Regions from separate parts of the Homo sapiens genome. Here region 2 is linked to region 1. The links are chromatin contacts, found by Hi-C or POLR2A ChIA-PET in ENCODE. All regions are on one chromosome and are shown on one strand. The core of a region is the stretch at or near the end of the contact, and the rest is flanking DNA. Distances in the headings are between cores, read along the strand shown.

Evidence for each region. A loop is a pair of places that touch in the nucleus more often than their neighbours do. ChIA-PET counts read pairs that join two places held with the same protein, here RNA polymerase II (POLR2A). Pooled maps may share reads with other maps.
Region 2: a loop to region 1 is called in a map of PC-9, with 5 times the contacts of the local background. The contact joins two enhancer-like sites. A Hi-C loop is called at or near these places in 1 of 168 maps with a recorded cell type or tissue (PC-9), 1 of 37 single-sample maps with no recorded cell type and 2 of 50 pooled maps. POLR2A ChIA-PET finds 5 or more read pairs at or near these places in 1 of 52 experiments (T-cell).

Annotation. Positions count from the first base shown.
Region 1 is chr12:11,874,344-11,882,262 of GRCh38, reverse strand. All of the region lies in intron 5 of ETV6 (ETS variant transcription factor 6), which reads right to left. Among named protein-coding and RNA genes, the nearest start is that of BCL2L14, 190 kb to the left of the region's middle. RefSeq lists an enhancer at 3,229-4,026 and a silencer at 6,767-6,816. Within about 2 kb of position 4,107, at least 17 of the 41 ENCODE cell types and tissues checked have a DNase peak (open chromatin) inside an H3K27ac peak, as active enhancers do; they include PC-9, where a contact is called at or near this core.
Region 2 is chr12:12,328,821-12,336,739 of GRCh38, reverse strand. It overlaps MANSC1 (MANSC domain containing 1), which reads left to right. Exons shown (of 4, transcript NM_018050.4): 4 at 5,782-7,919. The coding sequence ends at 6,713. Among named protein-coding and RNA genes, the nearest start is that of MANSC1, 17 kb to the left of the region's middle. Within about 2 kb of position 3,164, at least 11 of the 41 ENCODE cell types and tissues checked have a DNase peak (open chromatin) inside an H3K27ac peak, as active enhancers do; they include PC-9, where a contact is called at or near this core.

The DNA of each region.
Region 1 (7,919 bases), core at 2,858-5,357:
GCAGAAGACACTGGCAGAAAACTGTGGCATTTTCCAGAAGCTTAATCTTTCAAGGAACTACCATTAAATGTACAGCAGCCCTAAATCTTTAGTATCCCTTATGGAATCCTTTCTTCTGTATTATCTGTGTTTAAACATTAATGTGGTGTGTCACTCATTGTGTTTTGGAAAAGGACAAGTGGCCTCCTTCTTAAAACAACAACACCATAGTCCTGGACTTTGAACCCCATTCTAACAACAGAAGCTGTCCAGCCACTTCTATTGCCCACCCCGTCTTGCCATGGCTGCATTCTGTATTGCCAGGGGATGGGCTGAGGTGGGGGTGTGGAGAAGATGAGCAACCCAAGCATCTTAAGTACCTTGAGAAATCAGTGTCCTACTGCAGACTGAGAATAATCTAGCTCGTTTTACAGGCATTTGAAGGAGGATGATTCTAGTTTCTAAGCAAAGCAGTAAAAAGTGGCAAAGTGTCTTTTTCCCTTGTAAGCATCTCCTTGTCTTGAATTACTTTCTCTATAAAGGGAAAATAGAGATCTGCTGTGGTCTGAATCTTCATGTCCTCCCCAAATTCATCTGTTGAAATCCTAACTAACTACCAAGGTACCTTTGGGAGGTGATTAGGTCTTGGGGGCCCCACCCCTGTGAGTGGGATTAGTGCCCTTTTAAAAGAGGCCTGAGAGAGACCCCTCACCCTTCCACCAAGTGAAGACACAGCAAGAAGGTGCTGTCTATGAACCAGAAAGTGGGCCCTCACCAGATGCCTCATCTGCCAGGGCCTTGATCTCCCCAGCCCCCAGAACTGTGGAGCAATCCGTATCTATTGCGTACCAACTACCCAGTCTACGGCAGTTTGTCAGAGCAGCCCCAAAAGGACTAAGGCCAGAACTCAGCTGTGGCTTAATATTTCAGTATTTGTCCTACTATCAAATGGCAGACACATTTTAATTTTCCATAATCTCTTCCAACTGGAAAACATCTGACAAAATCACATATTATCACATACAGTGCCTGTAAATTAGGGTTGGGTGTGGTGGCTTATAATTATAATCCCAATGTTTGTTTTGGGAGGCAGGGGCAGTAGACTTGCTTGAAAGTCCGGGAGTTCAAGACCAGCCCAGGCAACATAACGAGACCTCATCTCTACAAAAAATTTAAAAATTATCCAGGCGTGGTGGTGCATGCCTGTAATCCCAGCTAGTTGGGAGGCTGAGGTGGGAGAATTGCTTGAGCCCAGGGGTTTGGGGCTGCAGTGAGCCATGATCAACCCACTGCACTCAGCCTGGGCGATAGAGTGACAGAGTGAGACTGTATCTCTAGGGGGAAAAGAAGCCAGTAAATCAGGACGAACGAAAGTAGTTTGTGTGCAGCCCCTCCTATGTCTCCCTATAGGTTTACAATCATTTCCATTGCAAATAGGCTGACGACGCCATTGGATTCCTCTGGATTGGGAATGTGATTTTCTAGTGTGTTCATTTTAATAAATTTCAGCAATTAAGAAACGACCTGGTTGTCTTTTACAGTTTCATATAAAGACATTTTGCCCATATGAAGGTGGGTGACATCATGGCAGCCCTCTTGACTCTAGGCGGAAGGCACTCCACTCAGAAGCCTACTGTAGAGCAAAAAGAAAGCGGACAGTTCTCTAACCACAAGCATGGGCGTTTTCACTGCATGTTTCTGTTGCTTCTCTTTTACTGTAATGGTACATTCTACTTCTCATAAAACAGTGAAACGTGAACCAGACCATTTCTCCAATGTAAGGGCTTAACCTGCACTGGGCTGCCATGTTGGTTTTTCGGAGGCATCAAACTAGGACCTAGAATGTTATCTACTTATCAGATGGCAAAAGGAAGGGCAGGGCTTACCAGAGAACACCGTTTCCCTATCAGCTTCAAGAACATTTGTATCCGGCAAACTTTTCCTTTCATAAATGTGAAAACAACCCCAAACAAGCTGCCAATTGATCATTTTAAATGACATTTAATCCAGCAAAGCCAACTTTAGCTGAGTAATAAAAATACGTTGACATTCAGGACATATTGAATTAGTCACTAACGGAGACAGCAATAGGAATTTTGTGGCATAAAGCAGTTGTTTCAAGCTCAGAGTATAAGTGGCTTTTATAACATTATTGATTGTTTTGTTTCTTTGGTAAAAATTATGCCTAGATGATAAAAATAACTGCCTGACCACACAATAGATTTTTTTTCCTTTTTTTTTTTTTTTTTTTAAACAATTGACATTCAAGCCATGTCAGTTATTTTTGTTTCTAAGATTTCTATTAAATAAAAGGCAGATCCTCTTTAGGTTCCTAGATCCTTTAGAGGTTGTTGCCACGGCTCACCTGGAATTTTTCAGCCTTTTCGGAACCCATGCCTGCACAGATACAATGTTCTTTGATCATCAATGTAAATGCATAATACTATATAATAAAGCGCAACACACTCTATAAATAGAAGTTCACTCCACTTCAAAACACCTGAACGTATATGTATAAAATGTTTTTGGATCACAAGGTATTCATTAATTTTAAGTGCATTTTTCTTAAACGAAAGGGCTTTCTTCTATCTCAAGGCACATGGATATTTTAAAGAAATTTCCACTATTTGGATTTTCTTTTCCATGAGAAGTAGTTTATGAAAGTGTTTAGCCCAAGTATAGTTCCCTCTCCTTCCTGCTGGGTGAGGTACCCTCGGTATCCGCAGCTAAAGGCATTGTAAAAAATCCCTTCCTGTGGTTAAGGAGAAATATTTTCACTCCCACGTCTGTCTCTTACCAGAGACTCATTGTATAAACTTATTGAGCAGAGATTGTAAAAAGATGGGCAATTCACACATAACCAACATGGTTTCTAAAGAAAAAAACCACGCTAGACAAAACTGATGCCTTAAAAAACTTTGAGTAGGAAAGTCAAATTATTGACATAGGGAATGTTTAATGATTGTGGTTAATTTAAATTTCAGGAAAGCTTCTAAGAAAGTCATTTTATGTTCTTTTAACTGCCCAAGTGGAATTTTAAAGAAGGCCTGCAAATGACAGTGTCATGGGCATAATTACCAGAAGAGAGGCTGAGTGTCCCTGTTACATTTTTTGAAATTTATTACCTAAAAATTAACGTTTATTTCCAGTTCAGCAACAAAACACGCAAAGTAGCATATGAAAAAAAAAGTTGCTACTAAGCTTTACAAATATGGTTCTGAACTGGGGGCATGTGGCAATATCTGGAGGCATTTCTGGTTGTCACACTGGGGTGCAGGGTGCTCCTAGCATCTAGTGGGTAGAGGCCAGGGATGCTGCTGAATCTCTTACAATATAGTAAGCAACCCCACAAATTATTATTTGGCCCAAATATCGAGAGTGTTGAGAAACCCTGCTTAGAGAAACACGGTTTACAACATTCAGGGGGCCATCTGCTGCTTGTTTTTTTTTTTTTTCCCCTCCTCCTCCTCTATTCTAGATCAGCCATTACCTAGAAGCAGAAAGTTGGTCAATCCAGTGCAGCCAGGTGTGTGTTGATACGCAGAGGTGTGTTTACAATGGGCAATTGCTTGTGCTTTGCCGTGGCTTAGGAAAACAGAAAACATATGTGCACGGTGGCACGCTGGGGGAGGGAGAAGTGGAGGCAAATAATACAAAAATCTACGCTTCCTGGCTTCCTGGGGCAGAAGAACCACAGCTGCAAATGAGGCTGGACCTTTTCACCTGTGATTACATAAGGTGTGGAGAAGGCTTGGAAACACCGGTATCCGAAACTCACAGCCTGCAGCTGAGATCCAGCCCGCAGTCAGAACCTAATAAGGCCCAGCCTCCGCTTTGCTCAGGTGTGGGTGCAGCCTGGGAATTCACATCCAGGGACTGCAGGGAGGTAGGACTCTGTATTACAGCACTGTGCGCCCTTACACAAACTGGAATTTCCAGTCTCCTCAAGCCCCTTCTATTATTTTCCACTCAGACACCATGCTGTTGATGTTTTTTTATCTTTTAAAAACATTGTCCTGAAACTTCCTCCTCTTTTAGGGCTCTTTGATTTCTCAGTTGTTCACACTGAAAATCAAATGCAGTGACTCAGCCGCTGGGAATATTCCTGCTGGAGTGATGGCTCCTCCCCTCCCCAGTGCTCATCTTATTCATCCCCTCCAAATATGGACAGCAGGCAAAGCTTCAGGGAGGGGAAGCAGGAGCACAAAAGTAAATCTCCAAGGAAATAAGAAAACGGAGGTGGCCTTGAAGGGCACCCCACACAGGCCTTCCCTGTCAGTGCCCTGCGTGGCTCTGCAGGCAGTTGTGCTGGCTGTACCCACAGCTCCCACACAGTCCCTCTCAGATGGGCAGGATGGCAGCTCAGCAGTGAGGCAGGGGGGGACAGTGACACGTAGCAATTAACTTTCTTGTGCCATGCATTCACATGTTGTCTCATTAACAGTCAAAAGGGCCCAGAAATGGGTATTACTATTCTCAATATTACAGATAAGGAAAGAAGGGCTCAGGGACATTATGCACCTGCTTGGGAGTCAAGAACCGGATTCCAATCATGCTGACTTCGCAGTCCAAGCTTTTGCCACAGGCCCACACTGCTTCCCTAGGACTGTTCGGGGCCATCTGTCTCCAGGAGCTCTTGAGGGTACTGGGCTACAGAGGTCTACAGAAGGGCATCTCCCTGAGATAGTGTGGGAGGAAGCGGCTCTTTCACCTGGTACTAAAACACTGGAATCCCTGTGGCTTCTGGGGACATCCCACAACCCTATCTTTTCTTTCCTGCAAACACAGATATTTATGCACAGATGCATGTGTGCGAAGGTGCACATGTGTCTGCACACCCCACACCTTCCAACAAAGGCCGAGGGCTGAGACTTGCCCCCAGCACTTTCATGCAATCCCTTCACACTTCTCTTTTACGAGGTCTTTTAGCTGTCAAGGCTGCTCCTGAGGCTCATGTACAAAATTAAAAAAAAAAAAAAAAGTCTATAGGCTTCCTTTGAAACAAATTCACAGCAGCATTAAACACTGTGGGAGGAAGTGGAGACAGAAGCAAGATGCCAGAATACAGTGACTTCTCCCAGTCCTTGAAGCCCCTGAGGATAAGCCTCAAACTGCTTTCTCTGGAGTTTCATACTTTTTTCTTCATCTTACTTCAGAGGCTTCCCTAATTGAATCTTTGTATATATATAATTCATCCAGTCAATAAAACCAAATCAAGAAAGTACATTGTTTTAGTTGGGTGACAAATAAGCAATGCAAGAGACTTGATGTCTCGCTGATTAGAATCTTTTTGTTTCTGTTAAGGATGTAACCTTGAGAGATAGTAAAAGTATTTTTTAAAGTCACAAAAGGCTACCTTTAAAGATTCCAAGGATTGCTGCGAAGTGTGTTCTAAGAGGGTTGGGAGTGAAGAGATCTTGAGCTGAGAGGAAATTCTGTGTCTTGCCTGCTGTAGGATTAATGACCCAACTGACCAGCGATAGCCTCACAAATCGAGAAGTTCATGTTCACAAAGATGGAGAGACTTCAGCAAAAGTTGTGAGAGAAACACAAGAAAGGAGATATTCTCTATTTGGGTAGGCCATGGCCTTTGAACACGTAAATCTGTACAGATTTAGGTCCCCACTTTTGGGTAGCAAATGAGGGGTTATGAAATGAATGGATTATAAAACAATTGTCAGTGTACCAACGAATCTTCTTCCTCAGCAGAGTTTTGGATTAAGGCCAAGGAAGAGACAGGCAGACAGGAAATCTGGTGGCTCAGGTTTTAACGGAATTAAAGTACTTTAAGAGAAAACTAAACTGACTGAAAAGTGTTCGTTTAAGATTTAGCTGTCTATAGTTAAAGCAGGAGCTTAGTTTGTGTCATGGCATAAAGCAAGAGGACATTGCCTTCCACCAGCAAGGATACGAAATTTGGCATTTAGAGATGCAGTGCCCTATCATCTAGAACAATGCCTGGCACATGAGCAGACTGGCAATAATTTTTGAATCAATGAATGAAGAACTGTATAATCCAAAGTGCAAATAAATCGTTTCTTTTACGTAGCTAAATACTTAGTATTTTATTTATGTTAATGATATTATCGTAACTATTCTGGTTGGTCTGAAAATATAGCCTGCAGTCCAGAACCTGTCTCCTCTCTTACATAACTTGTTATTGTTCCTTTCACATGTCTCAAACATGCCTTGTCATCTAAAGTGCAAATAATTCCTTGGGAGCAAGGGCACTGTTTTCTAAGTCTGCATCCTACATTGCACCTATGATTCCAAGCACACTGACCACCACGTACACAATGTTGCAAGGCAGAGAGCATCAAACGTTTTCTGTAAAGGGCCAACTAATAAATGTTTTAGGTGTTGCTGGCCATGCAATCTCTGTTGTAACTACTCAACTCTGCCACTGCAGCATGGAAGCAGACATAGGCAATACCAAATAAATGGGTTTGGCTGTTTTCCAGGAAAACTTGATTTAAAAAAAACGCATGGTGGCTGGATTTGGCTCACACTTTGGGCCACAGTTTTCAATCTTTGCTCTAGAGTCCCAGACCAGAAGGAAACAATAATTTTGGGAAAAACACTGAACAGAAGCTCGAGGCTAGACTCTTGATGTGTCTCAATCTCAGTTCCTTCACCTGTAAAAGGCCCTTCTACCTTTGAAATCAAGTCCAAATAAGGAATTTCAATACATACTGAAAACATGACTCACGGATGACTACAGTCACACCTCAGCCACCTACAGGTGCTTGTGGCCAATATACTTTCTGGCTTTGAAACACACTGGTGGGACACAAGCCAGTAAAACTTTTGTAGGTAAAGTTTTAGAAGATTGACAGATGCTTTCTGCTAGGCTCCTTGCTCCTAAATAGCCCATTCTTAAAGATACCAAGTAGAAAACAAGCACAGAAAGAGGCAACTTTTTCACTATTCCATACAGCGTTGGCTGCTGGATTCAAAATAAGACCCCAGCAATCTTGTCTCACTCCGTCTTGTGCTAAACTCTCTCCCATAAACACTAGCCATTCCAACCTGGTAAATTCTTAATAACAGTTCTCCTTATCCTTTGCAAAGTAAGTGACACCTTTAAAAATAAGCTACTTGTTATATTTAAAAAGATGTCATTTGTGATTTGTATTTAAACTGTCAACCACCTACTGAATTTCCTTTCTTGATTATTTTAGTTTTTCCATATGGTAAATACCTAACAGACATAAATTTGCATGTATCTTTTTTTTTTAATTATACTTTAAGTTTTAGGGTACATGTGCACAATGTGCAGGTTTGTTACATATGTATACATGTGCCATGTTGGTGTGCTGCACCCATTAACTCGTCATTTACATTAGGTATATCTCCTAATGCTATCCCTCCCCCCTCCCCCGACCCCATAACAGGACCCGGTGTGTGATGTTCCCCTTCCTGTGTCCATGTGTTCTCATTGTTCAATTCCCACCTATGAGTGAGAACAATTCTGCATGTATCTTAATGGTATGATGGAATTTCAGTGATAATAGATAATGAAAAGAATTTATGAAAAATTTCATATATATATACACATATATATACACATATACATATATACATATATACACACATATACATATATACACACATATATACATATACACACATATGTGTATATACACACACACATACACATATGTGTGTACACACGCACATACACATATATGTGTATACACACATATATGTGTACACACGCACATACACATATATGTGTGTACACACGCACATACACATATATGTGTGTACACACGCACATACACATATGTGTGTACACACGCACATACACGTGTGTGTGTATATATACATACGCATATATATATACATATATGTGTGTGTATATATATACACACATATATATATACACACACATTTTTTTTTTTTTTGAGACAGAGTATCACTCTGTTGCCCAGGCTGGA
Region 2 (7,919 bases), core at 1,915-4,414, 460 kb before region 1:
CCTGGGCAACATGATGAGACCTCATATCCACAAAAAATTAAAAAAATTAGCCGGGCATGGTGGCATGAGCTTGTAGTCCCAGCTACTTGGGAGGCCAAGGCAGGAGAATTCCTTGAGACCAGGAGGTCAAAGCTGCAGTGAGCTGTGTTCATGCCACTACACTCTAGCCTGGGTGACAAAGTGAGATACTATCTCTAAAAAAAAAATAGGAAAACAAGGTTCTCCCTTCTGGAACTTATGTTTTAGGGGAGAGAGACAATAACCATAATAAATAAATAATCAAGAAAAATATAGTCACAAGTGCTATGCACAGAATTGAGACAGGACGGTATAATAGACAATCAGTAAGTAAAGTTGTAACCCCTAAACTGAGATCTGAATAGTGAGGAGCCAGATGTGAGGAGATCAGGGGAAGACCTTCCAAGTCCAAGGTCCTCAGGCAGAATGCTTTGGAGTGTTTGAAAAACCAACACTCCAATCCCAGCTGGTTGACTCATTGTGAAATACGCAGAGAGTGATATGCAAAACGGTGGGGAGGGCCAGATCACATAACACCTTGTAAGTCATAGGAGGGAGTTTTTTTGTTTGTTGTTGTTGTTTTTGAGACAGAGTCTCACTCTGTTGCCCAGGGTGGAGTGCAGTGGCGCGATCTCAGCTCACTGCAACCTCCGCCTTAGGAGGGGCATATGCCACTACACGTGGCTAATTTTTGTATTTTTAGTAGAGATAGGGTTTCACCACATTGGCCAGGCTGGTCTCGAACTCCTGATGTCGGGTAATCCACCCACCTCGGCCTCTCAAAGTGCTGGGATTACAGGCATGAGCCTCCGTGCCCGGCCGGGAGTTTTTAGGTGTGTGGTGGGAAGCTGTTGGGAGTTTTATTTTTATTTTTTTTTTGAGATGGAGTCTCACTCTTTTCACCCAGGCTGGAGTTCAGTGATGCAGTGTCGGTTCAGTGCCACCTCTGCCTCCCAAGTTCAAGTGATTCTCCTGCCTCAGCCTCCTGAGTAGCTGGGACTACAGGCAAGCATCACCATGCCTGGCTAATTTTTGTATTTTTAGTAGACATGGTCTCGCCATGTTGGCCAGGCTGGTCTCAAATTCCTGACCTCCTGACTCATGTATGTAATCCCAGCACTTTGGGAGGCTGAGGCGGGCAGATCACAACGTCAGGAATTCGAGACCAGCCTGGCCAACATGGTGAAACCCCGTCTCTACTAAAAATACAAAAATTAGCCGGGTGTGCTGGTGCGTGCCTGTAATCCCAGCTACTCAGGAGGCTGAGGCGGGAGAATTGCTTGAACCCAGGAGGCAGAGGTTGCAGTGAGCTGAGATTGCGCCACTGCACTCTAGCCTGCACGACAGAGCAAGACTCTGTCTCGGGGAGAAGAAAAAAAAAAGGTGATTTCTCAAAGCTCACCGTAGCCGCCCTCTTGGGAATGGACAGTGACACAGCAGCAAAGTGGAAATGGAAAGACTGGTTAGGAGGCGCAGGTGAGATCTGGGTGAAGAAACAGGGAGTGGCGGGCGAGATGGAGAGAGTAGTGGACATATGGGCTATTCCGAAGTAGAGTTGACAGGACTTGCTGGTGGTGTGGGTCTGGGGAACCAGAAAAAAAGAACCATCAAGGCCAAGTCCTAGTTTTTGCCTTGAGCATCCAGATGAATGGTGACACCATTTGCTGCACTGGGGGAAACTTGAGTAGTTTTAGGGTTGTGGAATGGAATCTAGGTGGAGTGGAATCTAGGGTTCTCTCTTGACTGCATTAAGTATGAGGGGCTTCGGGGAATGATACTGCCCAGGGTGCCTGCGTGTTGACACTGCTTTGCCCCCTAGCTGAGGCTGTGTCTGAGTTTTGTTCATGTGCCAGGGAAGCCTGATGGGTCAAACATCCTCTCAAACAGGAGCGTGAAGCACAGAGTATTGTGTAAATAATTGTTGTTAGGATACGATGATAGAAATTACAGCTGAATTTGTTTTCTAATACTTCTGGAGTGTTGTTACTTTTGTAATGCACATATAAAAGAGCATGTATGGGATGAAGTTCCTTGCCAATGGGAACGGAAAAAAGGGAACTTGGCATGTGCATAAATCTTTTTAGGGCGAGTGTGAAGGTAATGAAGTGAAATTAGAATTAAACTGTTCTTGTGGCAGCCACCAGGGGGCGTTGCCGGCCCCTGAGCAGGTTGATGGACACCTAGGGGCAACGTGGCACCAACCCCGGACATAGTATGCAAAGGACTGTTTATATCTACAGGATGTGTGCAAGTTGTGTTTGTAATTCTGTGTATGAATCTGTCCATGTTGATGAATTCATATTACCCCATTAAAAATGAATTATCTGCCTCCTGCCTGGAGTGAAATTAAATACAGATTATCTGTTTGGTGGTTTGTTTCTGGAAGAACTCTATTTCTTTTTCTTTTCTGTCTCTCTCTCTCTTTTTTTTTTTCTTTTTTTTTAAGGCAGCATCTCACTCTGTTGCCCAGGCTGCAGTGCAGTGGCGCGATCATGGCTCACTGCAGCGGCGCGATCATGGCTCACTGCAGCCTCCACCTCCTGAGCTCAAGCAGTCCTCTCCATTCAGCCTCCCAAGTATTTGGGACTACAGATAATGCACCACCATGCCAGGCTAATTTTTTAAAATGTTTTGTAGCAATGGGGGGGTCTCAGTATGTTGCCCAGGCTGGTCTCAAACTCCTGGCCTCAAGCAATCATCCTGCCTCGGCCTCTCAAAGTGCTGGGATTACAGGCATGAGCCACCGTGCCCAGCCTCTATTTCCTATATCCCATTGACTAATATTTACGGACCAAGAGTTTGAAAGATGACAGTGGATTCTGTTCATTCTCTAAAGCCATTGCAGTTTGGTATTTAATCTTTTATTGTTGTTGTTGGCAGCTTCATGGCATGTCATTTTTACCAAGGACTGGAAGAATAGGAGAATTCAGACATAGAATAAATTGGGAGTCTGTTTGCTCAGCTGGGGTCCCAGTAATAGTCAGTCTCTCATTTTTCAACTCAGTGAAGTCGTTTGAAAATAAAACTCCAAAGAGGAGTTAAGGGCGCTGAGCTGCTTTGCAGCTCCCTTTGTGGCTCATCTCTGCGTGACTGAGAGGAAGCACCATGCCCCAATGGCAAACATGAGTGGGTGAGGCGAATGGAGCAGGTGTGGAGGATCCCTTTGTGGTTCTAGGACCTCTGCCAACAGAGGAATCTTATCAAGAAGTGGGACTGGCCCTAGCTTTGCTTTATTTATGAGCTTGCATGCTTGAGAAAGAAAACAGCTGTTTTGGCCATTCTTGTCAATGGCCATATTTAAGTTCTGATTTCACACACATCACAGAGTGTTTACTTAAACAGTCTTTTTCTTTTTTAACTTTAAAATGAATTATAGGCCAAGTATGATGGCTCACACCTGTAATTCCAGCACTTTGGGAGGCTGAGGTGGGCGGATTGCTTGATTCCAGGAGTTCAAGACCAGCCTGGGCAACATGGCAAAATTCTGTCTCTACAAAAAATACAAAAATTAGCTGGGCATGGTGGCATGGCATTGTGGCCCCAGCTGCTCAAGAGGCTGAGGTGGGAGGATTGCTTGAACCCAGGAGGTTGAGGCTGCAGTGAGCTGTGTTTGTGCCACTGCACTCCAGCCTGGGTGACAGAGCAAGACCCTGTCTCAAAAATATATATATATATATTTTCAAATATATTTCATTTGACCCAAATTCTACTTTAGAGTAGAATACTATATCCTAGAGCAGATGTCCACCAACTTTTTCTGCCAAGGGCCAAATAGTATTTTAGGCTTTTCACACCAGTACTTTAGGTTTTGAAATACAGAAATTTGAATTTTGTATACCTTTCCTGTGTCACACAATTTTCTTTTGATTATTTTTCAGCCATTAAAAGAAATATAAAAACTGGCCAGGCATGGTGGCTCACCTCTATAATCCCAGCACTTTGGGAGACCGAAGGGGGTGGATCACCTGAGGTCAGGAGTTTGAAACCAGCTTGGCCAACATGGTGAAACCTCACCTCTACTAAAAATAGAACAATCACCCAGGTGTGGTGGCACGCGCCTGTAATCCCAGCTACTCAGGAGGCAGAGGTAGGAGAATCGCCTGAATCTGGAAGGCAGAGGTTGCAGTGAGTCGAGATCATACCACTGCACTCCAGCCTGGGCGACAGAGTGAGACTCTGTCTCAAAACAAATAAAAATTTTAAAAAACGTAAAAACCATTCTTAGCTTGCAAGTCATACAAAGACAGATGGCAGGCCAGATTTGTCCATCAGGCCGTAGTTTGCTGAGCCCTGTCCTAGATGGACGAATAAGTGACAGAGTGACAGTGCAAAGAACCTCTCAGAGGGGTAAGGCTTAGAGAGTAGTCACGAGATGGCATGAATCCGTAGCTGCCTCTGGATCCGTCTGTAGGAAAGAGGAGACTGAGGACCAGTTTGGAAACTGGCATGGAGGTGAATTGAGGAAGAAAAAGGAAAAGAGAGCAGGAGTGAGTGGACTGAGAAATGCCAGGACATTCCTCTGCTTCTTTCCTTGTGTTTTCTGCAGTTCTAATGTGAGATGGTTAGCCTAGCAGCAGAGTGATACATGGCAATTCACCTGGTCATTCCCTGCACTTGATTGCTTGAACAGGTCTTTCCAGTTTGAGCTGTGATAAATGGGGTGTGTGATCAGGAGAAAAATTCTAAGCTTCATGGAGCAGGAGCAGGATCTGGGGCTGGTTTCTCCTCAGCAGGCATCGGGACTGTATGGTTTTTCTGCCCTCTGTGTCTACAGTGTGGTCATCATGATTTCAAATATTGGTCCCATCATCCTCATGACCTATGACATTGGCTCCAAAATTCTAATCTTTGAGAGTCCAAATGAAATCTCCCAGATAGCCTCCCTCCTCTGCGCACAGTGCTGGAACGATATATCTCTGGTTTTTTGTTGTCGTTGTTGCTGTTCTGCTGCTGCTGTGGCCTCAGTGCTCAGAGCGGAGACCAGACCCTGCCTGGCCCCTCCTCCTCCTCCCTGTCAGAGACACACCACAGGGATTCTGCTCCCTCTCTCCTGCTCTATTGCCTCATTTCCCACAGCTTCCACATACCTTTCTTGCCTGCCTCATGCCCCCACTGAAATCTCTCCTGATGATTACTTGCTCCCCATTTGTCATCTCAGTCTTAGGTGGCATGTCTTGCAGAAGCCCACACCTTCCCCCGCATTCTCCCTGCCAACCTTTCCTGCTCAGGTCACCCTCCGGCCCACTTTTTTCCCTGGCCTTGGCCCCTTAGGAAGACGGAGAACCCTTTCCATCTTTGTAAGCCTCTTGCTGCCCTGCTGAGCCCCTCCGGCTTCTCTGCTGTGCACCTCCCACCTTTTCCTTAATTTGCCTGGTCCTCCTCCACACATTTCTCTTCTCTTCTGTCCTATCATGCTAGAAATAAACCACAGCATCTGGTAGAGAGGCGGCGTTATCAGATTCTCATTTAGCAATTTGTGTTTTTCCATTTTGCACACATTTCAATGAAATGTCAAGTATCAACAGTTTGGAGATTTTTTTGTTTAAGAGACAGGATCTCCCTATGTTGTCCAGGCTGGTCTCCAACTCCTGGCCTCAAACCATCCTCCTGCCTTAGCCTCCCAAAGTGCTGGGATTATAGGCGTGAGCCACCATGGCCAACCAGTTTAGGGATCTTTTGAACAAGCTGATATGTTTGTATTTTTTTAACCTACCGTAGCATGGAGTTACATAAGCCTTCCTTTTATTTTCCATACATTTTCAGATTTTCCATCTTTGACCAGAAATTTGCCAAGCCAAGAGTTACCCCAGGAAGATTCTCTCTTACATGGCCAATTTTCACAAGCAGTCACTCCCCTAGCCCATCATCACACAGATTATTCAAAGCCCACCGATATCTCATGGAGAGACACACTTTCTCAGAAGTTTGGATCCTCAGATCACTTGGAGAAACTATTTAAGATGGATGAAGCAAGTGCCCAGCTCCTTGCTTATAAGGAAAAAGGCCATTCTCAGAGTTCACAATTTTCCTCTGATCAAGAAATAGCTCATCTGCTGCCTGAAAATGTGAGTGCGCTCCCAGCTACGGTGGCAGTTGCTTCTCCACATACCACCTCGGCTACTCCAAAGCCCGCCACCCTTCTACCCACCAATGCTTCAGTGACACCTTCTGGGACTTCCCAGCCACAGCTGGCCACCACAGCTCCACCTGTAACCACTGTCACTTCTCAGCCTCCCACGACCCTCATTTCTACAGTTTTTACACGGGCTGCGGCTACACTCCAAGCAATGGCTACAACAGCAGTTCTGACTACCACCTTTCAGGCACCTACGGACTCGAAAGGCAGCTTAGAAACCATACCGTTTACAGAAATCTCCAACCTAACTTTGAACACAGGGAATGTGTATAACCCTACTGCACTTTCTATGTCAAATGTGGAGTCTTCCACTATGAATAAAACTGCTTCCTGGGAAGGTAGGGAGGCCAGTCCAGGCAGTTCCTCCCAGGGCAGTGTTCCAGAAAATCAGTACGGCCTTCCATTTGAAAAATGGCTTCTTATCGGGTCCCTGCTCTTTGGTGTCCTGTTCCTGGTGATAGGCCTCGTCCTCCTGGGTAGAATCCTCTCGGAATCACTCCGCAGGAAACGTTACTCAAGACTGGATTATTTGATCAATGGGATCTATGTGGACATCTAAGGATGGAACTCGGTGTCTCTTAATTCATTTAGTAACCAGAAGCCCAAATGCAATGAGTTTCTGCTGACTTGCTAGTCTTAGCAGGAGGTTGTATTTTGAAGACAGGAAAATGCCCCCTTCTGCTTTCCTTTTTTTTTTTTGGAGACAGAGTCTTGCTTTGTTGCCCAGGCTGGAGTGCAGTAGCACGATCTCGGCTCTCACCGCAACCTCCGTCTCCTGGGTTCAAGCGATTCTCCTGCCTCAGCCTCCTAAGTATCTGGGATTACAGGCATGTGCCACCACACCTGGGTGATTTTTGTATTTTTAGTAGAGACGGGGTTTCACCATGTTGGTCAGGCTGGTCTCAAACTCCTGACCTAGTGATCCACCCTCCTCGGCCTCCCAAAGTGCTGGGATTACAGGCATGAGCCACCACAGCTGGCCCCCTTCTGTTTTATGTTTGGTTTTTGAGAAGGAATGAAGTGGGAACCAAATTAGGTAATTTTGGGTAATCTGTCTCTAAAATATTAGCTAAAAACAAAGCTCTATGTAAAGTAATAAAGTATAATTGCCATATAAATTTCAAAATTCAACTGGCTTTTATGCAAAGAAACAGGTTAGGACATCTAGGTTCCAATTCATTCACATTCTTGGTTCCAGATAAAATCAACTGTTTATATCAATTTCTAATGGATTTGCTTTTCTTTTTATATGGATTCCTTTAAAACTTATTCCAGATGTAGTTCCTTCCAATTAAATATTTGAATAAATCTTTTGTTACTCAGTAGTGTTCTCATAAGTAGCATGTCCAGCTGGATAACTTTCCATTTATTTCCACTAGCAAAATGATTATGTGGTGAAAATATGCGTTCCACGTTAAAATGACAACCCCCCCTTTTTCCCATCAGTGAGCAAAGAGCTTCACTTGGGAGAATCTAGCGGAATGTTAGCCCACATGGAGACAATGATAAGTCAGTTCTGATAAATGGCCATATCCACTTGGGATCTGTTCTAGTTAACTTGTGTGTGTGTGTGTGTGTGTGTGTGTGTGTGTGTGTGTGTGACAGAGTCTTGCTCTGTCACCCAGGCTAGAGTGCAGTGGCGCGATCTCGGCTCACTGCCAGCTCCGCCTCCTGGGTTCCCGCCATTCTCCTGCCTCAGCCTCCCAAGTAGCTGGGACTACAGGCGCCCGCCAACACGCCCAGCTAATTTTTTATATTTTTAGTA